Linked DNA regions of Homo sapiens: all the other regions are linked to region 3. The links are chromatin contacts, found by Hi-C or POLR2A ChIA-PET in ENCODE. All regions are on one chromosome and are shown on one strand. Each heading gives the region's core, a stretch centred on a gene start or an enhancer-like site at or near the end of the contact. The rest is flanking DNA. Distances are from core to core; before and after follow the strand shown. Region 1 overlaps ATP8A1 (ATPase phospholipid transporting 8A1). Region 2 holds the start of ATP8A1 (ATPase phospholipid transporting 8A1). Region 3 holds the start of SMIM14 (small integral membrane protein 14).

What was found. Hi-C counts contacts between places; a loop is a spot of excess contacts on that map. ChIA-PET counts read pairs that join two places held with the same protein, here RNA polymerase II (POLR2A). Pooled maps may share reads with other maps.
Region 1: a loop to region 3 is called in a map with no recorded cell type, with 7 times the contacts of the local background. The contact joins the enhancer-like site here to the promoter of SMIM14 in region 3. A Hi-C loop is called at or near these places in 3 of 37 single-sample maps with no recorded cell type and 2 of 50 pooled maps.
Region 2: a loop to region 3 is called in a pooled map, with 4 times the contacts of the local background. The contact joins the promoter of ATP8A1 here to the promoter of SMIM14 in region 3. A Hi-C loop is called at or near these places in 3 of 37 single-sample maps with no recorded cell type and 7 of 50 pooled maps. POLR2A ChIA-PET finds 5 or more read pairs at or near these places in 1 of 52 experiments (naive thymus-derived CD4-positive, alpha-beta T cell).

The regions. Positions count from the first base shown.
Region 1 is chr4:42,637,844-42,640,543 of GRCh38, forward strand. All of the region lies in intron 1 of ATP8A1 (ATPase phospholipid transporting 8A1), which reads right to left. Among named protein-coding and RNA genes, the nearest start is that of ATP8A1, 18 kb to the right of the region's middle. RefSeq lists enhancers at 1,068-1,117, 1,348-1,467. Within about 2 kb of position 1,317, at least 4 of the 41 ENCODE cell types and tissues checked have a DNase peak (open chromatin) inside an H3K27ac peak, as active enhancers do.
Region 2 is chr4:42,655,815-42,658,514 of GRCh38, forward strand. It overlaps ATP8A1 (ATPase phospholipid transporting 8A1), which reads right to left and starts at 1,291. Exons shown (of 37, transcript NM_006095.2): 1 at 1,011-1,291. The coding sequence starts at 1,059. It overlaps ATP8A1-DT (ATP8A1 divergent transcript), which reads left to right and starts at 1,709. Exons shown (of 1, transcript NR_186688.1): 1 at 1,709-2,533. RefSeq lists enhancers at 478-527, 1,518-1,727 and a silencer at 1,018-1,487.
Region 3 is chr4:39,637,397-39,640,163 of GRCh38, forward strand. It overlaps SMIM14 (small integral membrane protein 14), which reads right to left and starts at 1,469. Exons shown (of 5, transcript NM_174921.3): 1 at 1,343-1,469. SMIM14-DT (SMIM14 divergent transcript) reads left to right here and starts at 1,744. Exons shown (of 6, transcript NR_183845.1): 1 at 1,744-1,898. RefSeq lists an enhancer at 1,411-2,128.

The DNA of each region.
Region 1 (2,700 bases), core at 67-2,566, 3.0 Mb after region 3:
AATACTCTCCTTGGCCATTCTTCTTTGAAGGGATACCTACAAAAGTTTTGAATATATTGTCTATGTAAAAGACCATCATACATCTGACACTAATCTTTTGAGCTATATGCTTAGTTCAATAATAATAAATGCTATGCATGCTTATGTACAGAGGATGGGACAGGCACAAGGGTATGGGTAAGTATCTATTAAGTATGCTACTCTAATATGGGGAAGTAACATGAATGACCCTTCAGGAAAGTCCCTTCTGTGCACTAAATGTTTGCTAAATTTTCTATTTCAATATAAGGCATCCAAAAATTCCCAGAAATTTATAGTCTTGTCTCTATCCTAATAACCACTAATATATTTTGTCATCAGGACCTGTCATTAGGAGACATGGTAAATGACATGTTTCTTTAAGTGCCTTTGAGGGAATTGATTTAAAAATAAACAAGTGTAAAACACACCACAGCAGTTATTGTCTAAAAAAGGAAAAAAAGTAATGGCTTAACATTTCTTGAACTCACGCTAAATTGCGACAAGCCCCTGAAGTAGCACTACAAATTCTAAGTGGTGGATTCTAAAGAGTACTCCTGACATTCAGAAGAAAGGATATCCTTAAGCAGTATTACAAGGAAATCTATAGTATGCCTAGAGTTGGGCGTCACACATAGTAAACAGTCAATCTTGTTGGCAGCCAGCCTTGGATATTAACCTAAAATAATAGTCATCTTCGGCATGCTGAATTGCTTGGAAATAATAAAACATTTACTAACGCCATTTCATGCTTAACTGGAAAAGGAACCAGAACAATGAAAGACAGAAGGAATTTAATGACATCTCCTTGGGAATAACCCACAGATAACTTTATCTGACAGAAGAATTAAATAGTATATTTGCCAACATAGATGTTTAAAAATTGACACAGAAGCAGACTGCACCAGAAACGAGGGGTTGCAACCACCAGACATCTACCAAGCATCTCCTAGAAGTCTCAATTAGCTTAAAGCACCACTGACTTGCAGTGGCATTAAGTTCACCTCTAAAAATGCACAGGAAACAAGGCAGACTGACACTACGGACTGGATTCTAATCCAAGCAAAAGTGGTAAAGTAGTAATGATACTCTTCAAAAAATAACTGTATCAAAGAGTTTTTGACTGTCAAAGGGGAATACCAGGCCATGTCAGATATGTATTCTGGATTTCAGGAGGGCACATTTCAATTTATTATCAAGACCCACAAAGTGCAGAAGCCCCAACAGCTGTCCAAACCCACATGCTGAGTAATTGTGGAAGGCCCTGACAAGGCGGGGAGGTGGTCAGGGAGGGTTGAAGGAGTTGTATTTAGAGACCACTGCTGCTTCACAGGAAGTACTTGAACAAGCACAAGATTAAAAAAAGATCACAGGAAAGGTTGAAAATAGATAGGTTCACATGTTCAACAGTGAATATTAACAGATGCACAGACATCTGAGACTGGAGGAAAGGTGTTGTAAAAAACGTTAGAGACCACTCGATTTTTCCCCCTTTCATCTGGGACACAAAGAATTGATGAGATGAGCCTGCTGCCTAGAATAGATGATACAATGTTGTTAACAGATAATAAAAGGCAGAACTTCTCAGCTCCAACATCTACTTTGCTTCAATCGTCTATCAAGGATAATCATCTTAAGACTGGAAAGGTTAGAATGAACATTAGTTCGAAGAACTAAACCAAAAGACAAGGTAGGGGATTATTTTAAGAGGGAAAAAAAGAAAAATCAGCACCTAACTGCTCTAAATGAATTCCTAGCCTATAGTAAATACATATATGTATGTGTAGGTATATATAATTATTTTCTAACCTACAGAACTGTGAGAACCTGCAAAATAGTTAAGTGAACTGTTACTAATCAGAGAAGAACTATGGTGAATGAGAGAGGAACTAAAAGATGAAGACAATTTAGTCATCGTTCAGTATGCATGGGGGATTGGTTCCAAGACCCCTTACCAAATCTGCAGATGCTCAATTACCTTATATAAAGTGATGTAGTATTTCAAATAACCTACACACATCCTCTTGTATATTTTAAATCATCTCTCGATTACTTATAATACCTAACACAATGCCTACACGTCATTTGCATGGATTCAACATAGTACTTGGTGTGTGGCAAATTGAAGTTTTGCTTTTTGAAACTCTATGGAATTTTTTCTGAATACTTTTGATCCATGATTGGCTGAATCCATGGACGTGAAACTCAGGGATAAGGAGGGCCACCTGCACTCTCCCAGTGTTCTAAAAAGAAGATGGATCATAAAGATCATAAACCACTGTTTTTTAAAATGGGAGTCTACAGATGTGCTTTCAAAGTTCACAGATTTACAAAATGAGATCCACTGCTTCTAAAGGATTTTTGGGAAAGATCTGAAAATTCAGAAGTTAAAAGAACATTTCTGAGAATTCAGTTAAACATGGAACTGAGCTTAATTATTTTGAAAGCAGTGTTTCTCATACAAAGAATATATTCTCAAAGACCAAAAAGAAATGTTTCCTCTAAAAAAGGTCCTTTACATTAGATAAGTCTGAATAATAATGCTATTGGCCAATGAGTTTGAGGCCAATGCTAGTCAAACATTAAGTGCAGCTGATTAACAGACTGCTTAAAAGGGAGGTGGTGACTGGTGGGGATCAGTAAGCCTCCACTGACTAAATCCCTTTTCTTTCTTTTCAAAAA
Region 2 (2,700 bases), core at 41-2,540, 3.0 Mb after region 3:
ATTTTTCTAAAACCACTTCACCACCTGTCTCACATTAAAAGATGGAGGTGGGGAGGAAGAGTGGGAATCAGCGATGATGGCAAGATAGATTTCTGAAAAACATGTTATTCCACCCTCTGCAGGATTCAAGTACAGGTTTATGGGAGAGGACAAACAAACCTTGGGATATTTACAGTCTTGGCTTTGACGCGAGCAAAATCAAATAATATTTACAGAGTGCCTGCCACATGGCAGGCAGGATGTTGAGGGCTCCTCGGAGACGATGAAGAGTCTGGGCCCTCGGAAAGCTTACTTGCTTCTACCCCGGAGCATCTGTTGCTCAGTGTTGACAACCATGGCCATTCAAGAGCTGGCCCCAGGTGGAGCAAAGAAAACAGCTTCCACCTGGCTGAAAAGTCAGCTCAGCTGGCCGAAGTGAGGGTTTCGGGCAAAAGGGAAACACAAAAACGAAACCTCAGACGCGAGCCGGTGGGACTCCGCTGCAGGAGGCAGAATTGCAGAAGCTGTAATGCAGGGAACCCACTCGGCACCCGACCCCGATGAAGGCTCCCCGCGCTTCGAGAGCCAAGGGACTACGGATCAAAGGATCCTGCAGCCGGGGAAAAGCAAACTCGCTTCGCTGGGAGCTCAGATAGGGGGTTGCAAAACGGTGGGCGCCGGAGGCAGGGGCGGCGGGCTGGGGATCTGCTGAGTGGAAATCGAACTGGTGGGGAGGGAGGTGGGCAGGGCGAGTGAGCTCAGTGACTGGGACCTAATGGTCACACTGCGGTGCAAAGCACGCCTCGGGGCTCCCGCGGAGAACACCCATTCGAGGGTACTGGAGCCTGGAAAGGGTCTGCGAGTACACTGGGGGCAGCGCGGGGGGAAGGGTCCCCTAGGGGCCGGGCGCGACAGTCGGACTGCCGCCGGGGAAGAGGTAGGATGCGGTCTCTTCCAGGATAAACACACACGCTCACACACACACTCGCTTCCCGACCCCGGGCTAGCCCCGAGCCTCGGCGGCCCCTTACCTTCGGCGCGCGAGCGGATCTCCGACACGGTCCTCCGCATGGTGGGCATCGCGGCGGCGGCTGCAGGTGGGTCCTCAGCCCGGACTCTGCACCTGTCACGGCGTGGTACACGCGGGAGACCCGGCTGCGCCGCGCAGAGCGCTCAGCTGCAGCCTGGGCCGCGCCGCCGCCCACCTAGGGCAGAGCTGCCGCCGGGCGCGGCCCCCGCACGCCGACAGGAGGAGGAGAAAGGCAGCGGTGGCGGCGAAGGTGGCGGCGCCCGCAGAGCTGGGCGAGCTCTTGCTGCAGCCGCGGAGGGGCGGCTCGGCGAGGGGCGGAGCTCGGGCGCCGGCGCCGGGGGAGGGGCCTGCGGGGCTCGCGCTCCCCCTCCCGCGGCCGCTCAGCAAGGAAGGCGGGTGAGGGGCGGGGAGAGCCAGGGGGAGCCTCCTTCGCCCCGCCCCGCCCCGCTTCGGACCGTATCACGACTCAAAGGGGGGATCAACTCTTAGCCTCCTTAGTCCTCCAGCGTTTTCGCTCCGCCCTGTGGAGTTGGTTGACCCGGTTCCTCCTCCAGGCCACTCGGACTCTCTCACATCTTGCTCAGAAAGGAAAGACTGCTCTGGCTGCTGCATTCTCACGAATCCCCTCCCGCTACCCCTGGCTTTTGATCGCAGTGGAGCCGCCCGTCGTCCGGAAAGAGCTGTTGGGTCTGAGCCGGCAGGCGAAGGCGAAAGGGTCTGGGACTACAAGGTTTAGCTCCCAGCCAGAGCAGGAAAGGAACGACTGACTGTTCGCCATCTGGGTGTAATTCTAACCTCTCTGCACGCCCAGCCCGACTCGTGGCCTGAGCCGCACTTGTCCTCCTGCCTCGCCCACTAGCAACAGGCTGCCAGGTCGGGAGGCCCCTGGTGCCCATGGTGCTCTTGTCCATGGGGCTTGGGTGCATCTGGGCCCCGCCTGCAAGTGGGCCCGGTGCATCTCCCTAGTTCAGGCTCTGCAGCCTGACAAGGCACTGAAATAGCAATTAAGCCAACTAAGTATTGGCCCAGGTGGTTCACAAAAGACTTTTTTTTTTTCTTTTAGTTAAATCTGCATAAAGTTGGATGCAGTCGTTTTATCTGCAAAGGGGAGAGGAGTCTTTGTATAAAATCCATAAATATGTTAAATTTTAATTTGCCGATGTCCTTCAGACTATCATAGCCTCATTACCTTTTATTTTGTATACCGAGATCTATGCTAAAAAGTTGTCAAAACAAATACTTCACCTTCAAGTTAAGATGTAAGGTTTTGTGCTGTTTCTGGCGAGCTGCTGAACTGGCAGGAAAGGAATAAACCAGAAACAATAAATCAGAAGCAATTTGCTTCTTCCCTCATTTCATGCTCTTCCTCCAGCAACCAGCGAAAGAGATCCTCACATAGAGGCCTTTTATTTGAGATCTTTTCACATCCTGAAGGGAGAGAGCTGGAGAGGTTTGACCTGAGAGAGAAGTGATTATTTCCAAGCCTCAGGAAAAAATGAAATAAAATCTGCTAATAGCGTCCTATCTCCATTTGTGGTATTTCTTCTGCTTCCTGCAGGTAGCACTTGCTAATCAGAGCCCTGCCCTACATTAATACTCAGGCAGTCAATGCATATTTATGAAGAGCCCACTCTAGTTGGCTCTGATTCAGAGGCTGGAATTAGAACAAAGAAAATGTATTCTCAGTGTTC
Region 3 (2,767 bases), core at 219-2,718:
TGGAGAAAAGATTCGTTAAGGGGTTCATGTTATACCACAAGGACATACCCTTCAAGGAAATAATCTAAACTCATAACTCTTCCTGGGTTTGATAAGGAGCAATTAACTATCACGTACTGTTGTTCTTTCTTGCTGTTAACCACTGAAACACCTCAATTAATGAGTTCTCGGGGGTGAAGCGGTGTTCTTAAACACCACGTTGGAAAAAAAAAAAAAGTTAGGACAAAAAGGTTTGGTTTTCTGGTCGCAGTGCTGTCGACGGCCGCGGAGAGCGGCAAGTTCGGAGCAGGCTACACTAAAGGAATCTGCGCGGCCAGCCACCCTAAGTGGAAGGGAATGCAAAGCCTCCTGCAACCTCCACAGCGCTGGGCAGCAAGAATGCCTCCTAAGCGTCCCAACACTCCAACACCTGGAAGGTCTTACGCTTTCCAAGTTATAATATGTACAGCTGCTGTTTCTGACAATAACACACACAAACTGGAAGGTCTCTTCTGCAAATGTAGCTATTACGTGTGTGAAGCTCATCCGACTCTCTCGATGCAAAAGTAACACATTCTATTAAGGCCACAGCCTCGGTTTTGCCAACTGGGGCAACTGAAAACATCCTACCGACTCTCTACAGCTAGCAAACCATCTCGGCTAAAATCCTGGCACATATAAACAGCCACTTTGGTGAAGTCTGCCTTTAAACAGCAACACGGGACTTCGGGTAGAGCCGGTAACCAGTTTATCACACACTATTAGTTCCAATAAAGGGTGCTGCTACCTCTTTACTGTCAGCCTTGGTTCCACTTACTGAGCAAACAGAAAAAGGGGATCCTTTAAATTCGCGACACAATAGGAGCTAAAAAGCTCTCGCTTTCAGGGTGTCAGCTTTCTCGTCTCACTTATCACAACAAAGGACGCATCCTAGTGACTTCACCGTACCCAGAAAGGGCTGAGGGAGACGGTAAACAAGATAGTGTGGATTTCAGGATTTGTGAGTTTTTCCTTCCAGCTACGACTCTCTTTTTACTCCATGATACGCCTCCACCCGTCGACAATCTGATCCTAAAAATAAAACCACCCGTGGCTACCTTGCCCTTGCCTGCAAAGCCCCGACTCTGACATCCTGCAGAGAATACCCAATTGCAGGCTCTTCGCGGGGGACGCGGGCTCGGCAGCAGCGGAGCTTCTCCCGGTGCAGAATCGCCAGCCCGGCCGAGGAAACGCCAAGCCCGAGAAACAGCCCTGTTCTGCCGCAGCCGCCGCAGTCCCCGAGAGCCTGAGGAGCCCCCAGGAAAAACTGGGGCGAGGGGAGGGTGAGCCAGCAAACGCTGGTGGGAGAGGGGGAGACACTCACCCGCCCAGACAACAACCGATGGGGCGGGGAGGATGGGGGCCGGGACCGAGGCTCGGCAGAAAGACCGCCTGGAGCTTCCAGAAGGCTGCGGCTGCTCCGGACGCTGCTGCCACTGCCGTTTCTGGCCGCCGGCTTCCTCCCCCTCCTCTGTTTTGATTCGAGTGACCACGTCACTCTTAGCCACAAGACCCGGATCTGCCGGCTCCCGCGGGCGGCGGCGCAACAGATTGCAGCGCCTGGAGACTCCAGCTGCCCCGCCTGCCGAGCATGCGCATGCCCAGCGCCTGCCCTGTGCGTCCCGGGAAGCCGGGCGGGAGCCTGCGGCTTCGGACGCCTACGACACGCTGTGCGTGGGGGCGCGGAGTGCGGGGGATGTAGTTCCGGTTGGGAGGGGCGTGGCTGAGGACTGTGAAGCAATCGGGGCGAGGCCGGGTGTCTGTTCAACTCTCCCGCGTATCGTCTGTTTCTTCGGCGGCGGACAGTGTTCTGTAATGTGTCTCCCGTTGCCCGAGCTAAAGGTTTTCCTCGACGGAGTCTTTAGAATACCGTGGTAGAGGTAGACGCGGTTACAAATTGATGTCTGTTGAGACAGTCTACCCCTGTAAAGTGTTTTTGGTTACTCAGGCCCGGATGGAAATTGGAGATGGGGATTACAAAAATACATCAAATGTGGCTGTTATTGATTCCCTTTACCTTAACATTTTTGCACCGGAAACGACCAAAATTAAGTTCAACAGGAATATTAATAAAAGGAATATGTAGTCGGGCTTGGTGACTCATGCCTGTAATCCCAGCACTTCAGGAGGCAGAGGTGGGCGGATCACTTGAGGTCAGGAGTCCGAGACCAGCCTGGCCGACATGGTGAAACCCCATCTCCACTAAAAACACAAAAATTAGCCGGGCATGGTGGTGCCCGCTTGTAGTCCCAGCTACTCGGGAGGCTGAGGTGGAAGAATCGCTTGAACCCGGGAGGCGGAGGTTGCAGTGAGCCGAGATCGCGCCACTGCACTCCAGCCTGGGTGATAGTGAGACTTTGTCTCAAACTAAATAATTAAAGATATGTGACCAAAGATGACTTGCTGGTCAGGAGATAATGGGGAAGTAGGAGGGAATGCTGTGGCTAGGCAGCCAGCCAGCCCAAGTCTTAGTTGCTTTGGTTGTAGAGCTGGAATAAGAGTGCTGCTTTTACCCAATCTTCCTTTTAGAGCAAGTTGGTGCTTCCTATTCTCCCATTCTAGTCTCTGAGTCTCCCCGCTAAATTTTGGGGGCCCTGGAAATTTCCCAATTTGGCAAAATGCAGAACTATATTGTTTTCTTAGGTCCTTCAGTTGGCAAGCTTTAATTAAAATGGGACAAGTGGCGAAGTAAAAGTGAATCCCAAACAAAGATTTTACGAAAGTGCCTCTCTGCCAGTCTTGACGGAGA